Regions from separate parts of the Mus musculus genome. Here region 2 is linked to region 1. Evidence: chromatin contacts called from ENCODE Hi-C or POLR2A ChIA-PET data. All regions are on one chromosome and are shown on one strand. Each heading gives the region's core, a stretch centred on a gene start or an enhancer-like site at or near the end of the contact. The rest is flanking DNA. Distances are from core to core; before and after follow the strand shown.

Evidence for each region. Hi-C counts contacts between places; a loop is a spot of excess contacts on that map. ChIA-PET counts read pairs that join two places held with the same protein, here RNA polymerase II (POLR2A).
Region 2: a map of gastrocnemius shows a loop between it and region 1 (7-fold over the local background). The contact joins the promoter of Ywhaq here to the promoter of Adam17 in region 1. A Hi-C loop is called at or near these places in 16 of 37 maps with a recorded cell type or tissue (CH12.LX, T-helper 1 cell, T-helper 17 cell and 6 more). POLR2A ChIA-PET finds 5 or more read pairs at or near these places in 4 of 5 experiments (Patski and embryonic stem cell).

The regions. Positions count from the first base shown.
Region 1 is chr12:21,369,190-21,377,118 of GRCm38, reverse strand. It overlaps Adam17 (a disintegrin and metallopeptidase domain 17), which reads left to right and starts at 3,487. Exons shown (of 19, transcript NM_009615.6): 1 at 3,487-3,783. The coding sequence starts at 3,687.
Region 2 is chr12:21,414,801-21,422,729 of GRCm38, reverse strand. Ywhaq (tyrosine 3-monooxygenase/tryptophan 5-monooxygenase activation protein theta) reads left to right here and starts at 5,294. Exons shown (of 5, transcript NM_011739.3): 1 at 5,294-5,932. The coding sequence starts at 5,639. Gm4419 (predicted gene 4419) reads right to left here and starts at 4,848. Exons shown (of 4, transcript NR_166748.1): 1 at 4,648-4,848; 2 at 4,440-4,514; 3 at 3,896-4,100; 4 at 1,666-1,864.

The DNA.
Region 1 (7,929 bases), core at 2,238-4,737:
GGACTCATTTCTCAATAAAATTACATCAATGTTCTTTTTTCCAGATTGAAGGGAAATATGACTGGTTTACTGCCACACTAAAACCCCCCAGGCTGGGGATGTAGCTCAGTGGGTAGAGTGCCTGTCTAGCAAGCATGAAGCTCTGGTTTAACCTCCACATCACACAAACGACTCTGTACACACCTCACCTGAAATCACACTACTCAGGAGGTAGAAGCAAGAACCAGTCCAGGGCTAGCCTAGGAAAAATGAAACCCTATCTCAAAGGGACAAATGTGTTTGTCAGTCGGGCTCGCTGAGCAGTTTTGTGTACCACGTTTGTTTTTCTGTTTTTTTCTTTCTAAAAAGCTTTTGTATGAACTGTTTGGACTAAAACCTTGGAAATGAGTTCTTGGTACTTGAACTTTGTACAGTCATATGTAAGTAGTATTGGTGCAGTTTTTGTTTTTGTTTTGTTGTTGTTTTTTTTTTTTTTTTTTGGTGTTTTTGAGACAGGGCTTCTCTTTATAGCCCTGGCTGTCCTGGAACTCACTCTGTAGACCAGGCTGGCCTTGAACTCAGAAATCTGCCTGCCTCTGCCTCCCAAGTGCTGGGATTAAAGGTGAGTGCCACCACGCCCGGCTGTTTGTTTTTTAACTGTCTTATTGGGTTCTTATACCTCTACCTCCCTTCCAAGCCTCATTCTACCCTGATCCCTTCCAACCACCCCCTACCCTCACTAGGTAAGAGAGAGAAGGATAGAGGGCAAAGGGGGGGGTATAGACCTCTGTAGGCTACTTCCTGGGTAAGAGAGAGAAGGATAGAGGGCAAAGGGGGGGGGTGTAGACCTCTATAGGCTACTTCCTGCTCAGTAGGAACGTTGAGTTTCTTGGGGCTGTCCAATCTTGGTTGTCAGGATATCTCCAGTTTCCTCTTGTCTCTGATCGATCAGGGACAATTGACAATCGGTAACAAAGTCAATGGGAAGCAGAAGCCACCACAGGCCCTCTCGGGGACTTTCCCATTTATACCTCAGTCCCCAGAATTAAATTATCTGCAGGTGGCAAAGATCACACCCCTGCTAGTGCCTGAGGCAAATCCTAATCACCTGCTGTGAAGCAGCCTCTTATCTCACACCTGGGATTAAAACAAAACATTCTCCTAACTGGTTTTTTAAAGAAACTAAAATTCTCACCACAAAGCTGCATTTTTTTTTTTGAGACTTGAGAATTCATATTTCTTGAAGGGCTAGCTTTATCAACTTTATTCAGCAGCAGAAAAAAGCATCCAAATTAAGGTTTTATGACAGATAGGGTGAGACAGTTAGGGCTTCAAGGTGGCTCAGTGAGTGGGTAGATATTATGGGGGTGATTTTTTTCTCTTAAAAAAACAAAAACAAAAGACTAAGATAAAGGCTTGTAGCCAAGTGTGATGGCCCATGCCATCATCCTAGCGACAGGGAGGCTGAAGCTGGAAGGCCTGGGCAGGGTTACAAAATGAGCCTAGCTCATAAAGCCCATCACACTTTTCCCCCTGCTAGGACAAATCCCCCAAAAATAAACCCTTGAGGGTCAGGCTTCGACTGTCAGTTTTGGGACTCTTGATTTAACATAGCCCTGGCTGTTGTTCTGTGTCAGCCTCCTAGTGCTGGGATGGCAGGCATGGGTCACCACCAAGCTGTAGGTGCCAGTTCTGCCCTGCAGGCTTTTATCCAGCATGGCCCTCTGAGATGTTCCTCTGGCTCTTCATCTCCCCCAGGTGGAGTTATTTTATCCTAAAGATATGGACTATTGTCAAATCAAAGATGAATTTCAAATTGGAATCTTAATTTGAATACTGACTTGTGAATGTTGAAGACTACTTAAAATTGGGACTTATCCTGAAAACTTGTTATGATAAAGTGGATCAGGAGTTTTTTAAAAATTAGCACAGTGAAGCCAGCCTGGTCTACAGAGTGAGTTCCAGGACAGCCAGGACCACACACAGAAATCCTGTCTCGAAAAACAACAACAAAAAACCCAACAAAAACAGACACCCCTCCCCCCCCCAAAAAAAACCCAACAAACCAAAAACCTAGCACAGTGGTACTCAACCCCTTGGGTCAGTATCCCTTTGGGGGGTGCAGGGTCCCATTATCAGGTACCCTGCAGTTATTTACATTACCGTTTATAGCCGTAGCAAAATTATAGTCATGAAGCTGCAATTAAACAATTATGGTTCAGGGTCTCCACACATGAGGAACTGTAGTAGAGGGTCCAAAGCATTAGGAAGGCTGAGTGCCACTGAAATAGCATTTACTAAACATAGCTCAGCTGCACAAAAGCTAGGCGACACAAACAATATAATCTGCAGTCAACTAAAGTTACAAACCTGGGGACATGGAGCCTGGACACTCAAGAGAAATATCATAGCATTTCTATTATTAAAAAGCTGGCATCTACCGGGCGGTGGTGGCGCACGCCTTTAATCCCAGCACTCGGGAGGCAGAGGCAGGCGGATTTCTGAGTTCAAGGCCAGCCTGGCCTACAGAGTGAGTTCCAAGACAGCCAGGGTTATACAGAGAAACCCTGTCTCGAAAAAAACAAAACAAAACAAAACAAAACAAAACAAAACAAAAAAAAGCTGGCATCTAATTTGTGGGGGTGACTTTCTTTTTTGGTTAGGTATTCCTTGAATGTGTACCTAGTGAAAGTGTTTATACCTCGGTTGTACAGACTAGTTTAGCTAACATGCCCCCCAAAAAAATGTGCAAAGTCAGTAACTGTTGAAAATGTTGCAAGACATTCCACAACGAACAAATTTAAATCAGTTTATCTTTTTCTGGAAGACGACTTGAAATCTGACCAGGGCTATTAATGTTCAGTACCACAAACAATAACACAGGGAAAAAAAAAAAAAAAAAGACCGCAAAACCACAAGGGGTCGAGTAGGGAAACCAACTACAAGAGTTAGGGGGTAGATGGTCGCTCCTGTTCACTAGGAGACTGCCTAGAGTAAGGAACCAAGGAGCAAATAAATGTCTTTGCATAAGTCTATGTACAGTCCCCTGAGCATTTTCAGTGACAAGAGACCTAGTCTCCCGCAGCAAGTCGCCGAACAGCACACCCGATCCGCGTGGGGCGGATCTCCAGGGCACTGTGGCCGACTTCACGCCCCCATCCCATAGGCAGGTAGTTGACCCCACGCCAGACTTCACAGACCCTTCAATAAAGACGCTGAAGGGGACTTTAATCACGAAGAAGGTCGCACCTGTCTAAGGACCTGCCCATCCTCTCCCACCTTCGTTCCCCGCGGTCACCCGGGGACAGAGGCGAGAGAGAGAGGGTCGAGTCAGGACGCCGCCAGCTGAAGGCCAGGAAGGCGCCAAGCAGGCCCCAGAGGGACCAGGAAGGAACAGAGCCCAGAAGATGGCGTTCTGCCGGCGCCGCGCCGGGGCGGGGCGAGCCACGCCTCCCACAATGCTCTACGGCACCCTTCTTCCGGCTGTGGGCCGCGGGGTGGTCTCCGGCTGCGGCCGGAAACGAGTTAAGCCGCTCTCAGCGAGCGCCGCCTGCACTTCCGGGGACGTGAGCCTAGCTTCCCTGTAGGCGGCGCGGGAGGGAGAAGTTTGCAGGGCCGTGCTGGGAAGATCACCTCCGCTCCCAATGTGAGCAGTTTCCCGAACGCTCTTTCGGAGAAGGTTTCCCAGAGAGGTGGTGGACGGGAACATGAGGCGGCGTCTCCTCATCCTGACCACTTTGGTGCCTTTCGTCCTGGCACCCCGACCTCCGGAGGAAGCAGGCTCTGGCTCCCATCCGCGACTTGGTAAAGAGTTCGGGGAGCAAACTGACTTATCTGACCCCAGAGTGATTGGAGGGACGCGCCGGGGTGCTAGGGGCGGGATATTGGGCTCCCGTGGCGCGTCCCGAAGTTTTCAAGTGAAGGAAGGGGGGTGTGGCTCTCGGTGTTTAGAGAGAGAAAAAGAGATGGGCTTGTCTCTCAGTGAGGAGGGAAATCCTGGAGGGGTCTCCCATAGGGACCGAGGGCCTGGGACGGGCAAGTTCTCCCAGGTTTATTTCTGGAATATTTAGAAAAGAGGTGTTGGCACATGGATGGTTCGTTTGTGGAGTGTGAGATTTGGTCGAGGTCCTTTACTTGCTAACAAGTGAATCTAAGGTGTTAGGTGTTTCTGCTGAAAGCAAGACCCTGGGAAGAAAGGACAGTCCCAAAGCTCTCCACCACTTGTTGGCTCTCAGAGGCTAACTTGAAGTTATATGTAGGAGGTACTGAATGCAGTACCTGGTTGGAAGGTGGCGACTGATGTAGTTTCATTTGCATTTTTCGACTGTATTTGGAATCTTGCATTGGATTTCGAGATCATCCGTCTTGTTGGAGAGGTGCTTAGCTGAGAGAGCGAGGCTCAAACTTCCAAGCCAATTCTTGAATTGGCTTGTCAAGATGAATGTTTTCCTTGCAATTTTTAACAGATCACCAGGGATAACCCATTTAAATTGCCTAGAAACTTAGGGTTTCTACTTTAATTTTTTTAGAGATTGGATTTTAAGGAAAGGCATGCTTTAGAAGTTTTGAATTGAAATTGGCGATAGGCAATTTACTCGCTATCCTAGGATCCTTTAGCTTGCAAAAGTGGCTAAGACATTTCAGTTAATCAGTAACAAAGTGTCAAATAGTTTTGATGATAGGGAACTTAGCAAGTGTCTTAGAATCTTTTAGCTTGCAAATGTTGCCATCTAAGGCATTTCAGCTAATCAATAACAAAGTGTGAAACAGCGTGTTCCCAATTGTGTGAAGTTACGATCATGTCATTATAGTATTTTATTATTCAGATTGAAACCCTATGGGTTTTTTTTTCTAAGATGTATGTATGTATGTATGTATGTATGTATGTATGTATGTATGTGAGTACACTGTAGCTGTCAGACACACCAGAAGAGGGCATCAGATCGCATTACAAATGGTTGTGAGCCACCACCATGTGGTTGCTGGGAATTGAACTCAGGACCTTTGGAAGAGCAGTTGGTGCTCTTAACTGCTGAGCCATCTCTCCAGCCCCGCCTCCCCCCCCCCCCCTTTCTTTTAAATGTCTGTTTTGAGACAGGGTCTCACTATGTATCTCTAGTTGGCCTGGAACTCACAATGCAGACCAGGCTGGTTTTGAACTCATAGAGATCTATCTACCTCTGACCCAAGAGGTGGATTAAAGACCTTGCACCATCACTCCCAGTCTTGTGTTGGTTTTTTTACCTTGTGTTTTCGTCTTATTTACTAAACAGGGTTGTGGTTGACTGGAGTAGACACTGAATGTGTTTTATGTTTGTATCCAAATAACTTTCTTGTGTGTTTGCATTTTAAATGGTTATGTATGTGACAAATTTAGAGAACGGCAAAGGAGCTAGTTAGAAAGTGCTGAAATCTAAGTTGATAGAATCTGAAGGAAGAAATTTCAGGATGGATAGAGATAAGGACATACTTCATTTTAAGGATGCTATAAAGAATTTATTCTCTTGCATTTGAGACAGTAAAGTGATTTTTTTTTTTTTGCACCGTTCTGACACACCTTCTTACCATTCTCCTGACCAGGAGTAGGAAGAAAAACATGAATCCTAGGGAGTCATACCAGTGTAGAGGAAAACTACATTATCTCTAGACTGATTCTCAGCAATGTAAACAAATCATAAAAATTTAAAAATATTTATTTATTTATTTATTTATTTTTCTTTTGGTTTTTCGAGACAGGGTTTCTCTGTCTAGCCCTGGCTGTCCTGGAACTCACTCTGTAGACCAGGCTGGCCTTGAACTCAGAAATCCGCCTGCCTCTGCCTCCCAAGTGCTGGGATTACAGGCGTGCGCCACCACGCCCGGTAAAAATATTTATTTTTAAAACAGTCTGACTTGATAGGCCTGGCTATCCTGGAACTTTCTATGCAGACCAGGCTGGCTTTGAACTCATGGATCAGCCTTTCCCTCCAGAATGCTTGCATGGATTGTCTTCTTTCTTTCTTTATAAATTTTTAAAGAATTTTTTTTTTAAACCCACATCCTGAACCTTGAAGAAATCCCCTCTACGTCAGGTCTGCTCTCTCTCTCTCTCTCTCTCTCTCTCTTTTTTTAAAGGTTTATTTATTTATTACATGTAAGTACACTGTAGTTGTCTTCAGACACACCACAAGAGGGCGTCAGATCTCCTTACAGATGGTTGTGAGCCACCATGTGGTTGCTGGGATTTGAACTCTGGACCTTTGGAAGAGCAGTCGGGTGCTCTTACCACTGAGCCATCTCACCAGCCTTCTTTTTAAATTTTAATAGCAAAGTATAGCACATTCTACCAGAAAACAAAACCCAAGCCCATAGTATAATCTATTGACCTAAGATTTGAAGAACTCATATTGGGGCTGGGGCTGCCAGGAATTATGCCTGGCATTAAGATATAAAGATGAAATTATATTCATCTTTGAAGGTTTATGGCTTAAGGGAGACTCATTCAGAGATCTAAATCGAATGGTTGTGTGTATGCTAACCTGAAGGTAAATTTCAAAATGTTTCAAATACAAAATCTGTGACCTACTTTTTTTCTCTTCCACCCACCACATCTTCTTTTATTAAAAGTAACACAAAGGAAAAACAGTTTTGAAACCAAAGTGTGACTTCTACACTCCAGCTGCAACTTCACTATGATATCATGACTAAGCTCATGTGACTCATAACTTTCCTAAATTATGCAATTCATAACAGTTCCTGAAGTCAGTTTTGGTGATCCACAGAATACCCTAAAAGCCAAGTTTCTGTTTATTATGAACTTTTTGCCCTTCAGAAAATTATATACATAATCAATCTTTAGTACATTTATAGTCTTAGAATCAAGTAAGTTAATGAAAACCAAAACCAAACCCCCCCGCTGGGTTCTTAAATTAAACTGCTTGTTGGTCTTGAACAACCAAGTCTAATAGTAGGGTTGGGTGAAGCAACAAACAATATAGTGAACTGCCAAACACCAGGAGTCCTCCTTCAGAAGTCCACAAGGCCTGCTCATCACTTCATGCTCTTGACAACTCACTGAATCCTTCTGAGACCACTGTTTTTCTACCCAATTAAGAAACCTAGGTAATGCAGCTCAGTGCTTGGCTAGCGTTTATGTGCAAGGCTCTGAGTTTGAGCCCCATTTCACAGCTCATTCTTAGGAGCACCATTGCACTCAGTGTTTAGATGTTTGGCCTCTTCATACTAAAGTTGCTATTTATAAGCTGCAATCCTATAAAATCAAAACACTTCACACAAATGGCTCCAAGGGAGGCTTAAGGTAACTTTGTTCTGCAGTCATAGTCAGAGATGAGCTATTTCTGTGATACAAGAAAGAATGGAGCGCCGAAATGGGGAAATCGGAGAAGTGCTAGACTGTTATGTGTGAACGGCCTCCACGACCCGGTGCGATTGATTTCTTCACCATTTTTGTTGTTGGAGATAGCACCTGTATACAAGTGGAAGTGTAATTTGAAGAGAGCGTGAGGGCTGGAGAGATGGATCAGTGGTTAAGAGCATTGACTGCTCTTCCAGAGGTCCTGAGTTCAATTCCCAGCAACCACATGGTGGCTCACAACCATCTGTAATAGAGTCCAATGCACTCTTCTGCAGTGTGCCTGAAGTCAGCTACAGTGTACTCACATTAAATAAATAAATAAATAAATAAATAAATAAATAATTAAAAAAGAGAGAGAGCGTGAACTAGCTTGATAGGGAAGGAGTAACAAGACAGTCTTCACCGTGGTGAGAAGTGATGAATGAATGAAAGAAAGAAAGAAAGAATGAAATGTTTCTATTTTGCCTCTTTGCCTTAATGTCAGCCGAGAGAGCGGGCACGTCTTTCCCTAACTTCCTCTTTGTGCCCCACAAACAGGAATTATAGACTCTGAAGAGTCTCAGCCATTACTCTGATTTCGCTTCCTCTCTGACTGT
Region 2 (7,929 bases), core at 4,045-6,544, 44 kb before region 1:
GGAAGTGGGGGGGAGGGTATGGGGGACTTTTGGGATAGCATTCTAAATGTAATTGAGGAAAATACGTAATAATAAAAAATATTAAAAAAAAAAAAGAATCTTGGTAAGCAGCCGGGGTGGTGGTGCACGCCTTTAATCCCAGCACTCGGGAGGCAGAGGCAGGCGGATTTCTGAGTTTGAGGCCAGCCTGGTCTCAAAGTAAGTTCCAGGACAGCCAGGACTATACAGAGAAACCCTGTCTCGAAAAACCAAAAAGAAAAAAAAAAAAAAAGAAAAAGAAAAAAAAAAGAATCTTGGTAAGCTCTCATAGTCAGCACAATGACTGAACATAGCTCTGCTCTCTGCTTCTCTGTGCAGTAAGTAGATCGGTGCCTTTATATGTGGTTGGATGCGCATTGAGCATGTAATACTAACCATCAATGTGACTGGGCATGTGTCTGCTTGATGGTCTGAAATCACTTGCAAAACAAGCCTTCACTAAATGCCTTTTGTGGGCAAAGAAAAAAAAGGCATCAGGGACAAGGGAGTGAGATCTAATTTTGCCCACTAGAATAGCACAGTCTGGAGGCTGGAATTGGAGAAAGAAATACAGAAACCATCAAAGAGAATAATCAAGGGATAAGAGGGTGCCTCACTTGCTCTAGATGCATTGAGAGTGAAATGGCGCTTCCATATGAAAATAAAAGCAGCCAACTCACTAGTACATATATACTTAGCCACACACCAGCCCCATATAACTAAACATTGTTCTCACACCAGCCAACAGTAGTGGCTTCTCCCCCACTGCAAGCATACAGAGTCCTGGCTGTTGTAGAAGAAGCCAGACTGTCCTGTTGCTGAATCTGAACTCAACTGGGTCGGTGATTTAACTGGTCTGAGCTTCAGCAAAACCACTCAGACTGCAGTGTTTAGAGGGCACTGTAGGGATAAGACAGAAAAACAAACACCCCTCCCCCAAACCCTCTTCTCCCTGGGGTTCAAAAAGCCTGTGGTCTGATAAGGGAGAGGTCAGACAGACATCTTGTAGGTATATATCTAAAGCTATGGAAAGATCATTTGCTGAGTGGAAAATTATTGGATATGTTAGTAGGGGCTTCCCAGTGAAATTATATAGAATATACATGTATCCCTTACTTTTCTCATGCTGTGGTAAAGTAATTGACCAAAGGAACTTAAGGAAGGGAGGGTTTGTTTCAGCTCTCAGCTTGAGGATATGGAGGTAAGGGCTGGAGGCTGCGCAGGGCCTGGTGGCACACATCTTTAATCCCAGCACTTGGGAAGCAGAGGCAGGCAAATTTCTGAGTTCGAGGCCAGCCTTGTCTACAGAGTGAGTTCTAGGACAGCCAGGGCTACACAGAGAAACTGTCTGGAAAAACAACAACAACAATAACAAAAAAAGAGCTGGAGGCCGCTGGCCATGTTACTTCTGTAGTCAGGAAACAGACAATGCAAGTGTTCAGCCAGGTTTCTCCGTTTATACAGACCAGGGCCTAAGCCGACAAAATGATGCCACTCATATTTAGAATGGGCCTTCTCACCTCAGTTAACGTAATCTCGAAGGCCCCTTACACACAAGTCCACATGCTTGTCTCTTCCATGAACCCAGATTGTGTCATGTTGACAAATTAATATTACCTATTACAATGTAAAAATAGGAGAGACTGATTGTAAATAAATGATTTATTAGGCAGGGTGGGCCAACAAGCTGAGCCCCAGAAGGGTTGATGTTCCATTTTCAGTCCAAAGGTTTCAAAGGAGCCTCTGTTACAAGATGACACTCAAACACAGACTGCTGAAGGGCTCTCTTGCTCTAAGGAAGCTGTTTTTCTCTCTCCTGGATTTCAACTGAATGTATGTGACTCACCTACAACAATGAGGGCAATCTACTTACACAAAATTCACAGTCAAAAATGTCATTCTCTCTGGGAGGTGGTGGTCTACCCCTTTAACCCCAGATCTCTTGGGTTTGAGGCCAACTGTGGCCCACAGAGTGAGTTCCAGGACAACCAGGGCTATACAGAGAAACCCTGTCTCGAAAAGATTAAATTAAACACCCAGAATCCCATTAGACACTAAAGGAAGCCATCCAGCAATTCTTATCTGTGCTGATTACAGCAAAGATTCAAGAGATGGGTTTTCTTTTTCTTTTTTCTTTTTTGGTTTTTCAAGACAGGGTTTCTCTGTATAGCCCTGGCTGTCTTGGAACTCACTCTGTAGACCAGGCTGGCCTCGAACTCAGAAATCTGCCGCTAACACCGCCTGACCTAAGAGAGGTTTTCAATAACATTTCACAAGGCTCCCAAGCTCCTCTTAGCAGGATACCTTCCCCAGCCCCAAGCAGAGGGAAGGAAGAAACTAGGCAAAAACTAATACTACTTACTAGATAGTTGTGAGGCCACCCATATTTTCTTACGTGATAGCTGACTTAACTCTCTTGAGTTAGGAACTGTTTTTACAGGTTATAGGTCTAGGAACTGAGATCCAAAGAGGAACAAGATGCCCAAGGTCAAACCGTAAATATCAAGGACTGAGACTGAGGATCATCTGGCTGCAAAATGAATGTGCCTTGTTCTGTTCCAGTGACTTCTTCGTAGGGGAATCAGGAAAAATAAGATAACTACAAAGTACTTTCTTTGCTGACTGTTTTCTAAGAACCCTTTCCAACACATTGGCGTGATGCTAAATACCTCTTGTATGTTCTCGGATGAACTTCCAAGAAGACAGACTAGTCAGGGCCTTAGAATCCTTACAACCCCTATCAGAGCTGGAGAAGACTAGGAGGAACAGCCGCAGCAAAGATTCAAGGATGACACAAACACCACATGTGTCCATATATGTAGTTTTTGCTGCTGGGTAGCTGAGTGACCTGTCCATGACCATGATCAGGCTGTGTCTCATTTTCCTTTTTTTTTTTTTTTTTTTTTTTAAATTGGAGATGGTGTTTACAACATTTCCCTTTTAGTGGCATCAAGTATATTGAATGAGTTAATCCTTGCAGGATTTAAATGCAGTGTGACCCTCAATAAATAAATAAAATAGGGCTGGTGAGATGGCTCAGCGGGTAAGAGCACCCGACTGCTCTTCCGAAGGTCAGGAGTTCAAATCCCAGCAACCACATGGTGGCTCACAACCATCCGTAACGAGATCTGACTCCCTCTTCTGGAGTGTCTGAAGACAGCTACAGTGTACTTACATATAATAAATAAATAAATCTTTTAAAATAAATAAATAAATAAATAAATAAAATAATAACAAATAAAGCCACTCTAAATGTCAGCTTTTCTGTGTTCTGGGACTTGAAGTACCAAGAATTTTTTTTTCAGACACAAGCAGATTCTATGGAGTCCCTCAGATATTACAATTTCATAATGTGTCAGTTTTTGATTTCACATGATCATATGAGCTTGTTTGTGGTAAATATTTGGCACGTGCCTCTTTTGGGTAGGCCTCACTCAGAAACAACCTTTTTGACAATTTCCCTTCATATGTCTCCTCTCTCATCACCTCCATGGGCGTCTCCTCTCTATGGGCTGGGTTTGCTGCTCTAATTTAGGGAATCTTGAAATCCACTGCTTATACAGAAGGCATTTTATCCGTTGGGATTTCTGTGTGTCCAGCTCCACCCCAACCCACAGGAACATAAACGCTCGTGTGTCTTGCAGCCTGGCCTTGGGGATTCCAGAAATAACACCGGGCCGTCCGCCGCTGCACTGGAGCATAGTAAGGCGTTTCTGTATTAAGACAGAGTAGAGTCACTTTCCAACCAGGCCTCTCCTGGTCAAAGCACAAAGCAACCTTTACAAGTTGGGTAGGGAGGGGCAGCTGGGAGGAGATCTGAATTTCTGGAAGCTTCGTCTCTTCCCCCCCCCCCCCCCATCTGTGCTCAGTGTCAGACCTTCCTTTCTGCAGTCTTCGGTCTGCTTGGTTCCGTTTAGCATTTGAATCCACTTTGCCTGTGGCAGTCACTGAAGTTCTTTGAACCCTTGAGGAACTACTGGAACTGGCATCTCTTCAGAGCCCAGGTGGCAGTTTCATTCTTTGAGTCCGGTAGGACAGCCACCTCACTAGGAATTGGATTGAGGGCTAGGAAATAAGGGAGCCTATTTAAAGGAGAAAAATGTTAGCTGTGACCCTGAATACATGGCATCTGGGGCAAATGCTCTCATTTCAGAAGGGTGTTTATTGTGCAGAGAAAAACATGAGATCTTCACAAATATATCAGGAGAAAAAAAACCCATCACACACAAAAAACAAAAGCATGCATACATGCTTTACAGAGTACAAAGGTGTGTGTGTTCGGGGCAGGGTGTACTTAGACATTAATGTGGAAAAGTAGTAAAGAAATGTTTAAGAAATATGCTTCCGGGGATCGGGTAGTCACAGCTGTGTTTGTTCAAATCGTGCTTAATGTCATTTCCCCGTTTTAAAGAAATGCTTACCTGACGCTGCCACGCAGTCCTGCCCAGATCTCCTGAATCTACCTTTCCATAAGGGAATTGCTGGCTTTCGGGTGCCTGTGTGAAAACTTGAATTAAGCCACTTTCTCTGGGAACGAATCCTTTTTTAATGGGGATCAGGATATTTCTAATTTGTAGCCGAAACAGGAAAATTGTAAGGGTTGCATTTTAATGTCTTGGGGATACAAACCTTTGTCAAGAACAGGAAGGTAGAAGAAAGGAAGGCGCTTGTGCATCAAAAGGGCTAATTATCTCACCCCTGCCAAGTCCAGCTGCAGCCGCAGCAGCTCGAGAGCTGCAACGCCCCATCTGCAGTGGTTGCTGCTACAGGACACGCGGTCGCAGCCTCGGAGGTCGAAAGCACCTCCGGTCCCGTGCCGCACCCAGGAGTGCCGGGCTGGCGGGGAGGATGAGGGGAGTTGGAAAAGCATCGCCATGGCAACAGTGACGTCCATTCACCCTGGATCTAATTGGAGGAAACCCCGTGGCCGAAGCCGCAGCCTGCGGGCCAACCGAACCTACCCGAGCCGACCCACCCTCGGAGCCTCCGCTTCGCTTCCCGCCCCGCCCCCTGGGCCCCCTTCCGCGCGCTCGCCCCTCATTGGACAGAGGAGAAGCTAGAGGCGGGACTCCTTGGGGAGGTGCAGCGTTCTATTGGTCGGTGGCGAGCTCGTCGGCTCCGTGCTAGGCTGAGACGGGAGGGTCCTCGGCTAAAGCCCAAAGCAGATCAAAGTGGTGGGACTCGCGTCGCGGCTGCGGAGACTAGAAGGTGAGTGCGGACACAGCTCTGGGACTGCGGCTGCAACAGCCGCCGCGAGGTACCGAGGCCGGGTTGGCGGAGCACGGTCCTCATATCTGCTAGGCTACCGCGCGCCTGAGGTTCGGGCTGGGACGGGAAGGTGCGGCACCAACGGCCGCTTCCATCTTGGGCCGGGTGGGGCCCGCGCTCCGGCCTTGGGGAGGCGCGGCGGGCGGGCCGGAGGGCGCGGGCGGAAGGCGGCGGCCCCGTGAGAGGCCGGAGGACGCGCCGCCTCGTGCGCTGAGACAAAGCGGGCGTCCGGCTGCATTGTCTGACGCGCTCTCTCCTCGCTCCTTTTTGTCCTCGCCGGCGCCGCCCCGCCCCGCCCCTCGCGGCTCTCAGGAGGACTCCGGATCCGGCTCGGCGCTCGCCCTCGCTCGCCATGGAGAAGACCGAGCTGATCCAGAAGGCCAAGCTGGCCGAGCAGGCCGAGCGCTACGACGACATGGCCACCTGCATGAAAGCCGTGACGGAGCAGGGCGCCGAGCTGTCCAACGAGGAGCGCAACCTGCTGTCGGTGGCCTACAAAAACGTGGTAGGGGGCCGCAGGTCCGCCTGGAGGGTCATCTCGAGCATTGAGCAGAAGACCGACACCTCTGACAAGAAGTTGCAGCTGATCAAGGACTATCGGGAGAAAGTGGAGTCGGAGCTGAGGTCCATCTGCACCACGGTCCTGGTGAGTTGGCGCCGGCATTAGTGAGGGAGTAGGGCGGCGGGAGCGACACCCCTTTTGTGTGGTGTTCCCGATGGGGAGAAACCTGTGGGATAGAGAGTTTGTGATTTGAGCCCCAGGCTTCCTTCTTACCTGTTTCAGAGCTTTCTCGGGGGTGGGTAACTCTTTTTTTCCCAAGCTCTGGGGTACAAAAACTTGGGGGGAGTAGCCGCGTAGGCTTGCACAAGACTGAAAAAGACCTATTTAACCTTGTGCCAGGAGAGTGGTCCTGAGATCTGTAAGTTCTTTCATGTCGTAGAAGGCATGGGGACTTTTACCATAGAGATGCTAGAATTTCCCCAGCCCCCCAAGATTTAGGAGTGAAAAATCTAGACATGTTTTATTTTTCATGTAAGAATATGTTGAGCCTTTCCTTGCTAAAGAGGTGTGGGGGTGGGTGGGTGGATGAGTTCACTGGATGAAAAGGATACAGATAATTTGAAGAATACCATGCCCTGGTCAAATTTCACTATTTAATAGTGTTTGTTTGTTTGTTTTCTATTTGTTGCCTCACTTTAGTCCGGTGTATGGAAATGAAAGCATTTCTGGTGTGGATGGGCAAGGAAGGCTTTCCAGGTTTTGCACTATCCAGTCCCAACCGGGATGTTAACTGCTATGATTCACCCTTATTAGAGGGGGCACTTTTAAATCTTGAGTCATTCATTGCCCAGATCTCTTATTCAATAAAGCAAGTTTCTAAAATTTAAATAGCATGCCATAGAGTGTCAGATATTAATGCTGCAAACTGTGACTCCTGTTCACATTGATAGGTAGTTATAGACTGATGATGAAGTAGCTGCTGGGTTTGCTCTTCACATGCCACCTTTATATGAGGCAGCTGGTAGCTGATAGGCTTGCCCTGGATCTTTTTAGGTGTCTTTTATGCAGGGTTTCATAAGAGAAGGGAAAAAGGGGCTTTCCCTTCTAGCCTTCATTTCTTTATCACATCGAATCAATGGAACCTAGAACATTTTTCCCTGTTGTGTAAAACCTACCTGTTTTACTAAAACAAAAGAGATTATCTGAGCAAAATCATGGCTGATAGATACAGATGTTAGGGGTCAGAAGCAATCAGTTGGTAGTGAAGTGCAGAAAACTCTGTTTTGTAAAGATGCCATTTTGTTCTGTTAACATCTATGTGATCTTAAGTTCCAGTCCCTGTTTAGCTTAGGGGAGGCAGCTCTTTGGCCTGAATTTTTTTACATTCAAGAGATGTCAACTAGGATAGTAATAGCAGACTTTAATACCATATATTGATGGCTATTGTTAACACTTTGGGGTTTATTTACCCATGCAGTTCTGAATCACCAGATTTTTGTGTAAACTATCAGTTTAATTCTGAAACAAAGGAATATTTATTCCGTCTTGCAGCTCTTACACACAACAAAGAATTGTGTTCTGCCTGTATGTATGTATACCACCTATGGGGATGCATTGTCCAGAGACTGGAAGAAGGGGTCAGGGGTTATCTCCTGTAACTGGAGTTGTTAGCTACCATGTGGGTGCTGGGAACTCAACTGGGTTCTGGGGTCCTCTGCAAGAATAGCAAGTGCTGTTAACCACAGAACTATTTCTCCAGCCCAGAAAATTTGGGTTTTATGGAAGCATAGATGTGGGAGTTTTCCTTTTTTTGATACGGTTTGAGAGAGTGACCAGACATTTATTGGAGACCTCTCATGCATATCCTTTTAATAAGAGAACTTTTGAAATTGGGACAGTAGTGCTTTTTTCGTGCACAAGACAGAAATAGAAGAGGTAGGTAGGTTGACTAATTTGTACACTGATGCACAAATTAGCTGAATTTTGCCTTGATGACCAACCTGGAGAAGAACCCCGGGAAAGCATGTCTCCAGTTGGCAGATATTCTGGAGAGCTTGATATGTTTTGAAAGGTTAAACAATACAGGGAAGAACAAAGCTGAGAACCACTGATTTGATTTGATTTGATTTTTTTTGTCCTTG